Regions from separate parts of the Homo sapiens genome. Here region 1 is linked to region 2. Evidence: chromatin contacts called from ENCODE Hi-C data. All regions are on one chromosome and are shown on one strand. Each heading gives the region's core, a stretch centred on a gene start or an enhancer-like site at or near the end of the contact. The rest is flanking DNA. Distances are from core to core; before and after follow the strand shown.

Evidence for each region. Hi-C counts contacts between places; a loop is a spot of excess contacts on that map. Pooled maps may share reads with other maps.
Region 1: a loop to region 2 is called in a map with no recorded cell type, with 5 times the contacts of the local background. The contact joins the enhancer-like site here to the promoter of SPRY2 in region 2. A Hi-C loop is called at or near these places in 2 of 37 single-sample maps with no recorded cell type and 1 of 50 pooled maps.

Annotation. Positions count from the first base shown.
Region 1 is chr13:79,384,140-79,387,132 of GRCh38, reverse strand. All of the region lies in intron 1 of RBM26 (RNA binding motif protein 26), which reads left to right. Among named protein-coding and RNA genes, the nearest start is that of RBM26, 21 kb to the left of the region's middle. Within about 2 kb of position 1,267, at least 4 of the 41 ENCODE cell types and tissues checked have a DNase peak (open chromatin) inside an H3K27ac peak, as active enhancers do.
Region 2 is chr13:80,339,620-80,342,808 of GRCh38, reverse strand. It overlaps SPRY2 (sprouty RTK signaling antagonist 2), which reads left to right and starts at 1,683. Exons shown (of 2, transcript NM_005842.4): 1 at 1,683-2,187. RefSeq lists silencers at 1,266-1,315, 1,546-1,735.

The sequences.
Region 1 (2,993 bases), core at 18-2,517, 960 kb after region 2:
ATTCATGACCGGAAAAGTGTCCATAATAATTTCTCATTTTTAAAGATAAATTTTGGCATGACTGTGGTAACCGTATCAGAAAATTTTGGTAGCAATGTTAGAGAAAGACTTAGAAGTGAATCTCTAACATATATAACCACACAGCATTAGCCAGACCTTTTAAAGAAATATGAGAAAAAGGTTAAAGGCTTAATCGACTCAGCCAAATTTATCCAACAGGATGATAGAACTAGGTTTTTTGTATTTCTAGTTTTAGTGCTATTTCTTTTGGATAATTTTGCCTTTTTGGTTTTAAAAGAAAATGTTCACTAGCCTCTGCTCTCTCATTTTAGTAACCAGAGGGATGGGTTACCTGAGATCTGTTGTTAACTAGACAGAATGTGAGTAATGGAGTGGGGGTGGCCTCTAGAACCAGTCTTTTCTCAGATAACTCAATTCTTCCTCAACTATGAATAGGAATTAAAAAAAAAAAAACCCTAAATATGAAGGTTAGTCATGGGTTACCATATTGCAGATACACCTTTTTTTTTTTTTTTTTTTTAAAGAGAGAGTTCTGTGGCTTGATGTATAACCATAATTATAACCACAACTATCTGGGCTTAATTTGTCATTTGGGCTGCTGCTGTTTGCACTGAACAGTACAAACTTTTACTTTGGTTTTGTTATCTGACTATTGGGTCTTTGACACTTAATGGGCACTTCTTTTTTTTTTTTTATTTAATTTAGAAGTTATGTAACTTCTAAAGCTATGGTTCTCAAGTGTGATATCAGGATTCCTGGAATTTCCTGAGAGCCTTTCATGGTGTCTATGAGGTCCTTGTTTTTCCAACTATGTATCTGTGTCAGGTCAGGTTTTCTTCATGTACTTCAACCAGTATAACATGTCATAACAGACTGAATGTAAAAACAGATGTAAGAATCGGCCTGTCTTCTATTAAGCCAAACAAAGGTATTTGCAAAAAGTGTAAAACTTGGTCACTCTTCTCAGAAAATTTGTATTTTATTTTGGAAAAATAGTTTTTGTGTTTTTTTTTTTAATTTTAAAAATATGGTATTTAATTTCAGGTGAGGCTATTTATCATAGAGCTCTGCCTATCCCTGACCTGCAGTGGGGATATGACCTAAATGGGGAAGATGAGTCATTTTCAGAGGCCAGTACGGATGCTGGGGGAGAGAAGAGTAGCCTCCTTTTTCTGGTTTCACTAGCTGTTAGAATAATGTAAGCTGGGAACTGCTTGGGGGCCATCATTTTTGCCACACATAGAGAGCATTTCTGAAAGTGAAAAATGCAGAATAGAGAGTCCTGGTGATATGATTTGAACTCCTGGATTCAGAAAAAAAGCCAGCCCCACATATGGGCTTCCTGTTTGTTTGCACATAAATTCTTCTTCTGATTACTCAAACAAATATAGAGAGTTTTTATGCTAGTTTTAATGGATTTATTATATCAAACTAAACTAAATTTTTTCTCAATTTTAATTCTTGATAAATATTGATATAACTCTTTTAAATAAAAAGCTGTTTGGAGTGGTTCCTATTTTTAAAGCATAGAGGGCTCCTGATACCAAAAAGTTTGAGAACCACTGTTCTAAAAGTAAGATGGAATCATGCTATTTCTTGGAATGATGTGGGGGAATAAAAGAACTGGCCAATAGTTTTCAGTGTTATAATTACATGTATTGTGATACATTTTGCAGTGATGAAGAAGTATTAATAGATTGTGTGATGCTCAAGGATGGATCATATTTAGATATGCTTATATTTTGATTTTATTTTGTAGAATGAACTGGGTGTATAATAACTCTTAATGAGTAGTCTTTGCTGTAACTAATTACTGTATATAAGTAATCTATTTTTGCTTTCTTGTTTGAATTAAGTGAAGCATGTAATAAACTACAATTAAAATTTTCAATGTATGTATTATGCTTGCTGCAATGAAATTTGGATTTTTAAAAGAGTAATTCTAAGTACAGAATATAAAATCATGACTTTGATGCAAATTAGATATTTTTCCTGAATATAAAATGAAAATTTGGAAAGAACAGACGTGGGTGCATATCCGTGTTCTAAAGTTACTCAGTTAACATATTTAAATTTAATTTTTAATTCCCACTACCACCTCCAGCTTCTTTTCAAGATTACTGAACATGGAAGCTTGGGTTAAATTCCGTGAGTTATATTCTACTGAATTTCTAAAGTCTCCAAGAAACTCGTGCAAAACAAACTTTTTGAAATATTGTATTGGAGTATTATAGCTTTCTTTACGGTCTCATTACTGTTTTGAAAATCTGAAAAACTAAAACACACTATGGGTGTGTTGGGGGATTAGTACAACCTTTATTTCCAGAGGTGATTTGTTTCTTGTTAAGAATATTTAGTTTTTAAAGATATTTTATTATAACATTTGATTTTCTGTATTAATTTGGCTTCTGTAACTTTAGTGTGTGTACTTCCCTCTCCACCCCAGATATAGTTGGAAGAGAATGACCTTCTTAGATGGTCACTTCTATGCTTTTAAAGGGTATGCATGAAGCTGGAAGTCTCCAACTGAACTGTTTTTAAAAACAAAGATGCCAGCTGGGCACTATTGCTCTCACCTGTAAATCCCAACACTTTGGGAGGCCGAGGAAGAAGGATCACTTGAGGCCAGGAGTTCGAAACCAGCCTGGTCAACAGAGCAAGACCCTATTTGTACACCCAAACAAAAATTAGCCAGGTGTAGTTGTGTGCACCTGTAGTCCTAGCTACTGGGGAGGCAGCGGTGGGAGGATCTCTTGGCAGGAGTTCAAGGTTTCAATGAACCATGATTGCACCACCGCCCTCCAGCCTGGGTAACAGCAAGACTTTGTCTCTAAAAAAATGAAATGAAAAGAAAAAAAAAAAAAAAACTTTATTAGCTGTATCCTTAACACAGTATATTCAGGAATTGACAAAGTTTTATTTTTATGCCTTTAAAATCATTGATGTGAATGACTTCATAGTGATTTGGAAAT
Region 2 (3,189 bases), core at 434-2,933:
TCTCTGGTTCCAAATCCCTAGAGAAAGAGGAGAGCCCTAGAGAAACATGGAGAAGTCAGGGTGAGACCGCAGCGAGGCAGAGAGCGCGCTGGGGACATTCTAGAGCAGGAGCTCAGAAGAAGGCAGCTAGTTCCAGGGTAGCTGCAAATGGATTGGGTTAAAGCTGGACGAGTGAAGCACCATGTTTTCCTAACACTGCTTTCAAGAACACCCCGCATGGGGCAAGATCGCAGGTGCTATTCGGGAATTTTGACCGTACAAGCAGGTACTTCCCTGTAAAGTAAAAGCATTCTGTAAGTCGCTCGACAGAATGCAATATTAGGCGTGTGTATGCGCAAGTTTTAATTTTCCACTGGTGCTCCCACGTGAAGGCACATTTCTTAGTAAATGAACGGCAGCTAGGACAGTGCATATGTATGCATTTTCTATCTTTATTTTTTTTTTGTAAATGGGAAAGAATAGTGCACCTTCAACATGGACAACAGAATCTTGAGAAATGTTCTAGGTGGCAAGAAAAGTGGGAAATGAAGGATGACTTTTAGTTAAGGGAAGAAGGAAATCTGCAGTGAGCCAACCCTTCCCTCCCCCCCGCCCCCCCATTTCGGAAGCCCATGCTGTCGCCCTGAGTAATCTTGTTCCTGTCTATTAATGAATTAAGTTAAAAGGCTTAGACTGTAGACTTTAGCTACTGCATGAAGCAAAATAGTAAGGAAGCTCTTCAAAAAGCCTCCATTCATAGATAACCCCCCTTAAAAATGAAATTCTAATAAACGGAAAAACTACAAGTCGACACAATCAAAAGCAAATCCCAGCAAGAGCAGAAGGTACTTGAAACTCGAATCTGCATTCCGTTCCTCCCGTACAAGGCTCGGAGGTGGGGGAGGCGGTTTGTGCTGGTGCCTGGTGTATAATCGGGTTAATCCAGTAGACAAAGAATAAACCAATAGCCCTCCCACCTCACTTCCCGCTCCCCTTCCCCTCCCCCTTCTTCTCCCCCCGCCCCAGCCCCCGTCACCCGCTCCGCAAAGGGGAACAGAAAAGGGGAGAGGTAGACTTGAAATGGATTCTGGATAAAGTCTTAAAACCTGCAACTTGTTTTTCATGCTAACACTGCGTGGCCCAGATTAGTCTTAAATGTTCATTCCCCTTTCCTGGTGGCAAGGAGAAAGTTCCCTAAGTCAGCTCGAGCCTCTGGCTCGTCCTCATTGCCTCTGGGCAAACCTTAAGGTCAGTGTTTCCTTGAAACTAGATAAACTGACCCTGCAGTGCCCAGCCCGGCCCCGCGGGCGCCCCGCGTGACGGCGCTCGGGCGGCAGGACCGGCCTGGGGACGCGCGGGGCGGCGCGGTTGCCCTTTTGAATGCCTCCTGCGGCTCGGAGCGCTGGCGGGCGCTGGAGTGTGAGTGAATGTAGCCCCGCGGAGCCAATGAGCTGGGACCGGATGCGATATATCCTCTGGGACAACAACTGCTCTGTTCCGCCTCGGATCCACATGACGCCATTTACTGCTGCCGCGGCCGCCGCAGAGCTCCCTGCCTCCTCCGGAAAGGCGAGGGCGCAGGCCAACGGCGAGCCCCCCCCGGGCGGGCCCCAGACCCTCCTCCTCCTCCTCCTCCTCCTCTTCCTCCTCCTCCGCACCCACCGCCCCCGCCTCGGCCTCGCTGCCTCGCCTCCACAACGCCCAGTCTGCACCGCCGAGAGCTGCGCGCCGCAGCGCTAGCGGAGGAGAGGGGCCGGCGGAGCGCGCAGCGCCCAGGCCCCCGCGCCCGCCCGGCCCGGCCCGGCCCGCGCCCCCGCGCCGCCTCCGCTACGACGCGGCCCCGGCCGCACCACTTGGCGATCTGGCTTTAGGTTCTCCGTAAGGCCGTTTTCTTTTCCCATTCGCTCATCTGCCAGGAAAAGGGACTTGCCGTTGGCGCTTCGGCCTCTTGTTCATTGAGAAAAAAGAGGAAATACTCCGCGTGCGCTTGTAGAAGGGGAGTCGTCTCCAGCTCCGAACCCCGGAGTGTTCATCAGCGGGGAATCTGGCTCCGAATTCTCTTTTTTTCTCCCGCCGATTGCTCGGAAGTTGGTCTAAAGCAGAGGTTGGAAAGAAAGGAAAAAAGTTTGCATCGAGACTGGATTTATTTGCACATCGCAGAAAGAAGAGAATCCAAGGGAGAGGGGTTGGTGCAAAGCCGCGATCACGGTGAGGCACGTTTGGCTCTTCCCCTCCTGGCGCCGCGGCCGGCGCGTTGTGGGCAACATGGAGTAGGTGCAGCCGGACCAGGAGTTGGGTCCGTCTCTCCCCGAGCCTCCCTTTCTCAAATCCCGCAGGGTCTTCGCGAGGATCCGGGGCGCTCCCCGCGGACCTGCCTCGCCCGGGGCTTGGGCTCGGCCTGCCTCTGCGGGGACTTCTGTATGCACCCCGTGCAGTGTCCCCGACAGGCGACCCCGCGCGCCCGCGCTCTAGGGGGTTGGGACGGAGGACAGCTAGCCTGAAGTCTGCTCCCAGCCGTGCACTGGCCGCGAATTCGGCGCTGAGAGCGGGAGAGGGAGAGAAAAACACTTTGTATTTTCCAGGTTGCCTTTGCAGGCGCCCGCATTTCTAACCTGTTCTTCCTCTTGGTGGAAGGCAAAGTCCAGGGAGAGGCTGTCCCTAGGCGGGGCGCTGGTGGGGCTGGGGGACACAGGTTGCCCGCCTCGGGGGCAGGAGACTTCCAGGGTGAGAAAAAGGCAGGGTGCCGGGTGGAGGGAGTGCCCGCCTCTGCTCCGTGTGGACAGTCTAGCCCGGAGCGGGTGGGAGCGTCGCCCTGCCTGGCGCCGGGTCTCTGCGGTTCGGAAGTGCAGCTCTCTCTCTTCCGTTCTTCGTGGTCAGCCTGGGTCACACTTATTTTATTTTTGGAAGCTCGGGCTGACCCAGCGCAGGAAGAAAGTCATCAAGCGGTCGCGATCATTTTCCATTACCTGAAAGTAGGTGGCAAAATAGGCAATTTTTTATTTCCTTTTGTTGTTGTTGTTGCTGTGTTTTAATTTGGATTCTTGTGTGTTTTTTACAAAGCAGTTTCTGTGTCCGTTTGCCCCACCCTAGAGCTGAAGTTCTTTTCCCCTAATCCTCAGTCTGATCACACACTGTTCTTAATGGGGGTTTCAAAGCACTTTCAAAGGGGAGGGGGGACTGGGAAAGAGAAGAGGGGCGGAGGTAGGGAGT